2 separate regions of the Mus musculus genome follow, and region 2 is linked to region 1. Evidence: chromatin loops called from intact Hi-C (ENCODE). Cell type or tissue: left cerebral cortex. All regions are shown on one strand.

The links. A loop is a pair of places that touch in the nucleus more often than their neighbours do. Peaks named below come from ENCODE experiments on the same cell type or tissue, not always from the same donor. Only the 100,000 strongest peaks of a DNase experiment are listed, where the experiment ranks them.
Region 2: it touches region 1 in a loop (2.9-fold over the local background); 9 of 42 quality-filtered maps call a loop at or near these places.

The regions. Positions count from the first base shown.
Region 1 is chr2:125,747,388-125,752,387 of GRCm38, forward strand. It overlaps Secisbp2l (SECIS binding protein 2-like), which reads right to left. Exons shown (of 18, transcript NM_177608.3): 13 at 4,342-4,474; 14 at 2,892-3,054; 15 at 1-218. Among named protein-coding and RNA genes, the nearest start is that of Shc4, 26 kb to the left of the region's middle. In left cerebral cortex, no CTCF peak of the experiment used is centred here; a DNase peak (open chromatin) is centred at 2,148.
Region 2 is chr2:125,839,818-125,844,817 of GRCm38, forward strand. It overlaps Cops2 (COP9 signalosome subunit 2), which reads right to left. Exons shown (of 13, transcript NM_009939.3): 4 at 4,993-5,000; 5 at 2,805-2,894; 6 at 2,616-2,693; 7 at 507-681. Among named protein-coding and RNA genes, the nearest start is that of Cops2, 17 kb to the right of the region's middle. In left cerebral cortex, no CTCF peak of the experiment used is centred here; no DNase peak of the experiment used is centred here.

The DNA of each region.
Region 1 (5,000 bases):
TTGACTGGATCTTCTCACAGTTTGGGGAAATGATGACGCACTTGATCTTGTTCAGCTTCATGTGCTTTGTGACCTCCCGCAGCCCCATGACCAGCCGCCGCCTGGCCTTGGCTCTCACTGGGTCCTTTTGGTAGATGCGTTCCTGGAAACTGACAAGCTCTTGCAGAAGGAGGGTCACACATTCATCAATTTCTTTAGAAAGAACCTGGTTACAATATCTGTAAAAGAAGCAAAGAGCTGGGTAATTCCATCCTAATTTATTGACCTGTAATTACAGACTTACATTAGGAAAATATCTTTGAGGGTGAATACATTCAACAAGGCATTTTTTAACAAGTTCACCAGTGTCTACAATCTCTAAACATGCCAATTAGAAAAACAGCAATACTGATTCTCTTTGTGAATTTCAGTGAAGTAGCTTTTAGTCCAGGACGAGATGCCATCGGAAGTAGTACTGAACTCCTAATTATTATGGTTCTAAAGCTATAAACCAAATGCTGACTTACAAGAGACTACAGTTTCATATGCCACTGTGATACATGTCACTAGAGATATGCCTAGTAAGAGAAAAATGCAAGTTTTCTGAATTTCTTAGTAACAGTTCATCCTCTGACTGAGGAGAGAGGTGCCTGACCCTGCTGCTGATGTACTGACAGAGCCCCCAAGGAAATCACAACTCCACAATTCCTGAGCATAAACCTGGAACTCTAAGTTAATAGACCAAAGAGATAGATTTATACCCGTGTGTACTGCTATAAACCCACAGTAGCTAAAAATGGAACCAATCAAGATGGTCTCCAGCATGAATGGCTAAATGAAATTGATGAAAATTTATTAATATATACTGGAGTTTTATTCAGCTGCCAAGAAAAATAAACTAAAGACATTTCCAAGAAAACAGATCTAGGGACCATTATGTTAAGTGAAGTAACATAGACTCAGACAAATACTGCATGCTTTCTCTCTTTAAGATCTTAGATTTACATGTGTATGTGTGTACAGGCACACATACAAGTATGTCATGAAAGTAGGTAAGATTACCAGAGGGCACAAGAGATCTTAGGAGAGGAAGAAGAAAATAGAAGATAAGGAAATGTTTGTTTGTTTGTTTTTGTTTTTGAAGACAGAGTCTCACTGTGTAGCCCTGGCTGTCCTGGAACTCGATCTGTAGACCAGGCTGGCCTCAAACTCAGAGATCTGCCTGCCTCTACCTCCTAAGTGCTGGGGTCAAAGACATGAGATTTTGGTCTCACCACACCCAGTGAGAGTAATGGAAGTAAGTGACATGAGAGGAGGACTATTTGGGACAGGAAGTGAAGCAGCATAAGGTGGGCAGTGGGGGAGAGGAGGCAGCTGAAGGAGTGCATGAGTGAGCACCAAGCAGACTGATACAGATGTATAAGATGCCATAATGAAACCCACTCCTCTATGTGCTAAATTGAAGAAAAAAATCAAGGCGGTAGACAGTATTTCTTACTGCACAGCCCACCGATCCAATCAATCTGTTTTATTTTGAAAAAAAAAAAAGGTTATAAAATATGCCAAAAAAACTAAAAATACTTCATCCTTTGATGAAAAGCCTGGAAAAGTCTCAGCCATGAAAGCATTTCCAACCACAAAAATAAGTTTGGTTAGGTGCTCTGAAAACCTATGGTTATGGAAGACGAACTCAATAGGTAAACTGAAGCCTTGAGGTAAACAACAGGCTTTTGCACCAAACCAGGCAGCTGACTGAGGCCGTCGGAAGACAAAGGAAGTGTACAGTCACTGTTCACTTAGCTCCCAGGCAAGGCAGCCATCACGTTTACTTGTGGACCATCATCCACTGTCCTAGATCTGACCTCACTGCACCGGAGGCAGGCAGTCTACCTCACACGATGGGACATGGGCCTGAAAACATGTCCAGGAAATCGCATGTTTTACCTGCAAACATTTAAGCAAGTATGACATCATTTCAGAAGATAGAAATGGGAGGATTGAGGAAAGATTAAATGTTATAAACACTCAAAATTTAAAAATCCAACAACAAACTACATTTTCCTTCTCTCCTGTCTCAAGCTGCTCATTTCATACATATGCATTTCTTTTCCATGTGTTTCATTTGTTCCACATCTGCTGTCTGACATATGATTAGTTGCTCAGAGCCTGAAGAGAGGCTTTTGCTCAGCTAGAGCTGAGGAGGGAGCAGAACAGAGCAGAACAGTGGCTGCCGGAACCACACTGGCTCTTGCTCTAGAGTTCCTTCGTAAGTCATTTTTAAAGGTAAAAGCTCAAAGCTCTTTGTCTACACAAATATTAAAATACATCACAGCTGCTTTATGAATCCTTAATTATCCAACTTTAAACCCAAGTGCATGGGTTAACTCAGTGGTCAAACACCTGACCAGGAAGCTGGAAGCCATGAAGTCGATCTCTAGCACTACAGAAACGCACAACAAACAAGAACAAATGGCTTTATGGGATGGACCCAGGGTCTTAGGGGAGGAAGCCTGTTACCTGTCATTAACTGATTAGTAAGCTTTATAAAACGCCTATGTTATATGCAAAAATGTAAGTATTTGGAGAGCAAATCTCATAGAACATTACATCCTCTATGCACACATATGTAACATCCGTATACACATACACATAATATACGTATAATGTAAAATGCCGGAATGCTGGGAGAGAAGCACCACGCGGGATAAAGAAAACACAGCACCGTGGAGTCCCATTCCAAGGGCACTGACAACAGGGACTGCTTTAAATAGACCCACGCCAGCCATGAAGCAAGCGGAGGAAGCCAGCACAACCTCCACAGTCCCTTGTTGGGTTTAGGGAACAAAGGTACAAACTCAGAACGACCAAGATCCTTCACTTGTGTCACCTCAATACTGAGAAAAAAAACTTACTCTCGAAATCTTTTGCTGTGGATTTTGGTTATCGTTGACGATGCCATTGGGCTGCCTATGCCAGAACTAGCGGGTGAGCCTTGCGACACAGGTGTCATACAGTATGGAGAGTTCTGACTTGCTGGAGAAAGTGAAGCATCACTGGGCATGCTCAGTCCAGCATCTGTGGAGAGTCGAGGTGAAAGGGAAGAACCTGGAAACTTCAGACGCTCAGAAGCTCCAGATGTACACACACAATTTAGATGATAGAATTTTTCAGGCTGTGTCCTAATTCTCCAGAAGCTAGTAAATTAAGCATTTTCCTATCATAAATTGTTTTTCTTATTAATTAAAGAATGAAGTATTCCTACTATTATTAGAGCATACCCAAGAAAAATCTAAGCACAGATTAGAAGTTTCCACAGAAGAGTTGCAGTCTGGCAATGACAATCTATGTCACCCATTCTCTCTTAACTCTCCTTATCCTACACCTGCTCACCCTCCCAACTCCCCAGGCCCCACTTCTGCTCACCCCCATACCCCGCAACCCTGTATAGAGCAAGGCTCACCCTCCTGAGCCTCTCCTAACTCTCCTAGACTCCACCTAATTATCTGGCCTTTGCTTCTATGCTCAGGCAGCCATACTTCTAGATACAAACTATCAACTCTACTGCTTCTTCCTCAGTTACTGCTTGTCCTCAACAAGTAAATGCAGTAAGTTTGCATATTCCGTCTAGTAATTAGAAAGTTACATATTCCTTCTGTGTACCCATCATATCAGCCTTTGACCATTTGGTTTTCCAATCTTTTATTGAACACACTGGTAGCTTTTAGATCAACATCAGAGGGATGAATCAATGTGTGGACATACATAAATCTAAGGAGAATCACATTGAGAATAAAGGGGAACCCCAAGAAACTATGTCCTAGATAAACAATACTTGGGAATAAATTAACGTTCCTAAAAGTACTGAAAGATTCCTGGTTGAGATCTGTGCAAATCAGATTTACCTTGCTGCAAAATGCTATGTGGCTACTTGTACTAGATGGGAACCTATCTGTTGGAATCACGCGTGCTGGTATGAATAGAATCTTTGCTCTGTTTTGCAGCTCTCTATTCCTTGTGCTTTATGTACTAATCCCCCCCCCAAAATAAGAAATCAATAAAAGTACTTTTAAAATAGTCCTATGGGAAAAAAATAACCAAATAACCAATATATAGTGTTTTATATGTAAAAGATGATGAGCAAAAACTCATGGCCATCCATCCCAGTAGTCCCAGGCCCTGGGAAGATCCTAACGCCTGAGATGTTACTACAATTGATGAATCTGAGCCTCCAAATTGTCAGAGACCTGCTATGGAACACCTGCCCACCCTTTCAGCCATCTGCCTTCAAAAGAAACCACCTAAATCAACATACATAAAAGAGTGTGTGCAACTGCTACTGGAGGCGCAGCTAGGCTTCCTCACCTTCCTGGGAGACAGTCTCCTGAGGCAAGTCATTGGTTAGGTCCAAATGCGTTTCTGTTGGCTCCTCGGCTCCCAAAACACTATGTTCCACAATCAGACGCCCCTTCTTCTCCTCTCTTTCTTTCAAAATAACCTGAAATCCATTACAGCATTCTTTAATTACCAGTCACTCTTCAAATAGGTGCAACAAACTCTTCCAATGTTACACTGAAACACAGGCACAGCCGTGAGGATTCCAGTCGGCTGTGTTACCTGGCTATATAGAAGATGGCCTGTTAAAAGGTGACTTATTTTAGAAACTAAGTTGAGGAGAACGTATAAGGAGAGTGCTAAGAGTCACAATCAAACTCACATCATCTATCTCCGTCTTCAAATGAAGGGAAGCAGGATGCTGAAGCAAACAAGCAAATACGGCACGTCTTTAAATCCGAGGTGACCAAGTAAGATTTCCAGTTTGTGTGATTTACACTCTACAGTTTTCAATTATTCAGGCATGGATTAACTCATTCTGACCCTCTAATACTAAACCAAAGCAGATATCATCATCAATTTATAGGTAAGGAAGACAAAGGTGAAAAGGTGGGCCTAAAACTGCTCTACTCCACACAGAACATACATTGCCGTTACAAAGGTTCAGGGCTAGCTGGCTAGGAGGCAAA
Region 2 (5,000 bases), 92 kb after region 1:
CACCATTGCTCTCTTCAGACATTCCAGAAGAGGGCATTGAATCCCATTACAGATGGTTGTGAGCCACCATGTGGTTGCTGGGAATTGAACTCAGGACCTCTGGAAGAGCAGTCAGTGCTCTTAACTGCTGAGCCATCTCTCCAGCCCCCTACTGTGACCTTCTCAAGACAAAAACAAAACAAAACAAAAAAACCACATGTTACTTAAAAAAAAATATTATTGTTATTATTATTATTTTTAGTTTTTCGAGACAGGGTTTCTCTGTATAGCCCTGGCGGTCCTGGAACTCACTCTGTAGACCAGGCTGGCCTCGAACTCAGAAATGGGCCTGCCTCTGCCTCCCGAGTGCTGGGATTAAAGGCGTGTGCCACCACACCTGGCCACATGCTACTTTCTAACAGACCCCTTTATGACTTTCAACCTTTACCATTTACTGCCAGTAAAACAGAAACAACCTTAGAGCCACTCAGTCTCATGCAATGACTCCTGACTACATCCAAACTTACCTCTGATGACACCCATGATTAGTGGGTGAGGGATGGCAGACTTGATGTGAAGTGATTGCTCATAGAGTGCTTTAAGCTTTTTGTTGTTCTTCTGTGCAGTGTACATTTGAATTTCCAAAGCATAGATTTCTAATAACTGGGTACCTTTTTTCAGGTCATCTTCTCCATCATCAGTCTAGGAAAACAAATATTTCAGTCAAGACAAAATGCAGGGGCAACTGAGAGATTTTTATTAGCATTAACTTGGGAGCCTTGTATCTCTGTGTTATATGCATCATAGATTTTACTGCATCATGGCTGACTGTAGAGTGACCAAAGGAACCTGGATAGGGAAAAGGGGCTAGAAGTTTTCCTGTGTATAAAATACTTTTAAAGAAAATGACATTCATTAAGAAGACCTCTGTGTGTTGCATATGTGTATGCTTGTGCATTCCTGTGTGTAGGTCAGGAAACACTGTCTGCCTCATCTCTTGAAGCAGGAACTCTCAGGGAAGTTGAAGTGCACCGATTATTCAGTTAGCCTGGTGGCCACACCCCAACCCAGCATTGGCCAGACATGCATGGCCATGCTGACTGTCACCAGTAGGTGATGTGGAACTAAGTTTGTACTCACTTAACAAAGTGCTCTTACTTACTGAACCATCTCTCCAGTCCCATGTACTAAAATTTGACGTTGGAAGACCCTTGCTGTCAAGCCATCTATCTTCCACAGTGTCAAGGAGAGAAGTGATTCCCACAAGTTGTCCTCTGACCTCAACATGCACTTTGTGGTATGTACATGTGTGTATACCGTGCCCACACTTAAATGTAATTTAAAAATCAACGCAGTTTTATATTTTCAGCTAGGAAGTACACTAATGTTCTTCCTTCACAATTGGTTTAGATCATCTAGCCAATGGAAACCCACTTCCTGAATGCACCTAAGGAGATAAAAATATGCTACACTTTCTCATCTCAGCCATTCTTATGTCAGGAAGATTACATAGCAACCCAGAATATGCTTGCAAATTTGAGCCTTAGTTAGTTTATGGCCTATAGCCACATAGCTATAAATATTTAAAAAAAATATACACACTAAGCAAATGTATTGTTCATAAAGTCCTTGACCTTAAACGGTAGTTTAGTTATCCACCAATAAATCATAACCAGCTTACCATGCACATGTCTCAACATAATGCCTCGCATATTAAAATATGCAACACCTAACATGGCTATATTGGATTGCAGACATAGACACTATCACTCCAAATTTTATCTGAGAATAATGCTACAAATGATATACAAAAAGATATACCATATATTAGAATATATAGTATCTTTGTTATTTATATGTATAAAACTATTCCCCATATTCCCAAAGCAAATAAGTAAATACCAAGGCTTAACTCTATATTGCATTATTTCTAGGTAGTACATATTTACTACATATTATAAGGGGCTTATTCGCTCACTGACAACTACACCTCATACCATAATGGGTAAGAATTGAATCCAGCATTTTGACCAGTGGTTCTCAGTTTGTGGGTCACAATCCCCTGAGAGGGCAAACAATCGTTTCACAGGGGCTGCTATTAGATAATACTGCATATCAAATATTTACATTATGATGCACAACAGTAGCAAAATTACAGTTACAAAGTAGCAATAAAAATAAATGTATGGGGCTGGAGAGCACTGATTGCTCTTCCAGAGGGCCTGAGTTCAATTCCCAGCAACCACATGGTGGCTTACAACCATCTATGATGAGATCTGGTGCCTTCTTCTAACACACAGATATATATGCAGAACACTCTGAATAAAATACATTAATCTTTAAAAAGAATAATTTTATGGCTGGGGTCACCACAACATGAAGAACTATATTAAAGGGTCACAGCATTAAGAAGGCTGAGAGCCACTGATCTAACAAATGACTCAGAAAGTCAGCCTCACCTCCAAGCAAAGCGTCATTATAAAAAAAGGCTGGACTTGAACTCATGATCATGATCCTTTAAAAACTTACTTCTTTAAATTTTATTTTTGGGATAGATACTTTCACACAAACATGCCTAAGTAAGCTGAATACTATTATTTCATGTTTATATTCAGGAAAAGGTAAGGGAATGTTACCTGACAAGACTGATGTAACTGTCGTAAAATTTTTTGAAGCTTTCCATATTCTTCTCGTTCTAAATATAATTTTCCAAGCTGTAAAAAAAATTAATTAAGATGAAAAGCCTTTAGGAGGAGGTACATAGACTTGGAGCATATCACTCCAGGTACCCACCCACTCTTCCAAAGGACAAATGCAATTGTTACCTTTGTGTTTGTCTTAAACCACAGTCTATCATTCTTAGCATCTTTCAAAGCTTCCAGTGTTGTTTCATAAAATTCCTGCAGTAAATCCATCTGACATAAAAAATCAGAATTCTATAATTGTAAACAGCAAATTTGTACCTGTTAATAAAGTTAATTTGAACAAACTAAAAGTGCATCTTTGAACTTTAATACATGTAAGATACACTATTTATTTCTTACCAAATGTCTACTATAGTCAAAAACATTAAGAGATCACATTTATAAGTGCCAAGATATTTTTGTTTGTTGTGTAAAACCAAGGAATATATCTTATCATGTAAACTATATATGGTCATAAATTCTACTGCCCTAACAGTCAGCTCCTTCCCAATATGACCACTTATTTTATATCATCAGAACGATATGCTGGACCTTCACTAAATAGGAAGAGGAGGGGGGTGAATGGCGAGGGCGAGGGCGAATGCACCCTTCCTAGCAAAATGGTTTTGTCTTTTATTTTGAGACAGTGTCTTACTCCGTAGAGCTAGTGGGCCTGGAACTCTTTGTGGTGGTCTATCTTACCCTCCTCAGTGCTGGGAGTACAGGTGTAAGCCACCACATCCCATGTATGTTTTAGAACAGTTCTACTTTTTTTTTGTGTGATTTTGGCTGTTGGTTAATCACTAATTAGAGTGACACTTTCCCCATAAAGGTCATTGTTTTACACCATCTCAAGAGTCTCTGCTCATCCTCCTCTATTTGTAGCTTTGTTTTTGGTGTCTGGATCCTGAACTCTCGGAGAGTCTGAGACTCTCAGGAAGGCTGCCTACTTACTCAGGGTTCCTGATGGTATGGAGTTAGAGTGCTACCCACACAATAGCTACTTTTTCTTCAAAACGCAAAAGTTTCAAATTAACACACAGAAGAATACAACCTTCAAGTTTTAAAATTATTCAATTCTAGTCCCCTAGCATTTTTGAAATAACATTTATAAACACAGTACCAAATATGTTTTTATGATACTTGTTTGCAAATAACAGAAAATATGTTTCCACATAATTTAGTGTTATTTATTTAGATACAGTATCTCATGTAGTCCAGGCTGGTCTCAAACTTACCTTGTTCCCAAGGTTAACATGTGCCACCAGCCAGGCTGGCCTCAAACTCATTACACAGCAGGAGGATGCTCTAGAGTTATTGCCACTAAGTGACAAGGTTTCCTTTCCCTTATTCCCAGATGTGCATATGTGCGTGCGTACATGGGTGAGTATGGGTGTGTGTATATGTGTGTGATGAGGCTGATTCTGAGAATGCTTGTTAGGATTACAAAAACAGATACTAAATGATACAGAGAACATTCTGTGTTCAAACACCAGAGGGTAACAAAGCTTAAAAATAAATAAAATAAATAAATAGGATGAATACATAAAATCATCATTACCTTTGTTAGTTAGCTACCACATTCTAGAAGAAGCCATTTCCCCCTTTCCTCTTTCCCTTTATCAGCTATCACCATGCATCCTTGATAGAATCATGTATAGAGCACCTACTGAGTCTGGCACAGGACAAGTTCTTCTCAAGGACTTTAATCTAACATCACAACTTGTGACTCATGTTCACATTTCACATTCCCAATGTGTGTGTGTGCACGTGCAATTTCAATGGAAACATTTGTCTAAAGTGCTCAATGCCCCAAGTTTAAATGCAGACACAACTTCATCCAAAAAAAAAAAAAAAAAAAAAAAAACCACCAAAAAACAAAACAAAACCAAAAACAGCTATAACAACAGGTGCAAGGAGTCTGAAAAAAATAAAAACGTCTGCCCAAGTTATTTACAGGTAGTATTTAAGTCTCTGAAGATACTATTTAAAGAGATTAACTTGGATATATTACTTTTAAATGCTAATTAGTACCAGAATCAATAAAAATACTTTTGAAGCACACTAGTAATTAGTAAATTGGCCTTTCTTTAAAATAAAATGACGACTTAGCAGGCATGATGGCACCTGTCCATCAGCATTTGGGAGGCAGAAAGGGGAGGGTCAGGAGCCCAGTGGTACCCTTGGTCACACAGCTAGTTTGGGCTACAAGAGACCATCTCAAAAAGAAAGGCAACCATCACATCAACAACACCCCAAACCCACAGAACCATTACTGTTGTACAAAGTAACGCACTGACACCATCAAGAGAAAGAACTCAAGTCTAACCTGTTTAG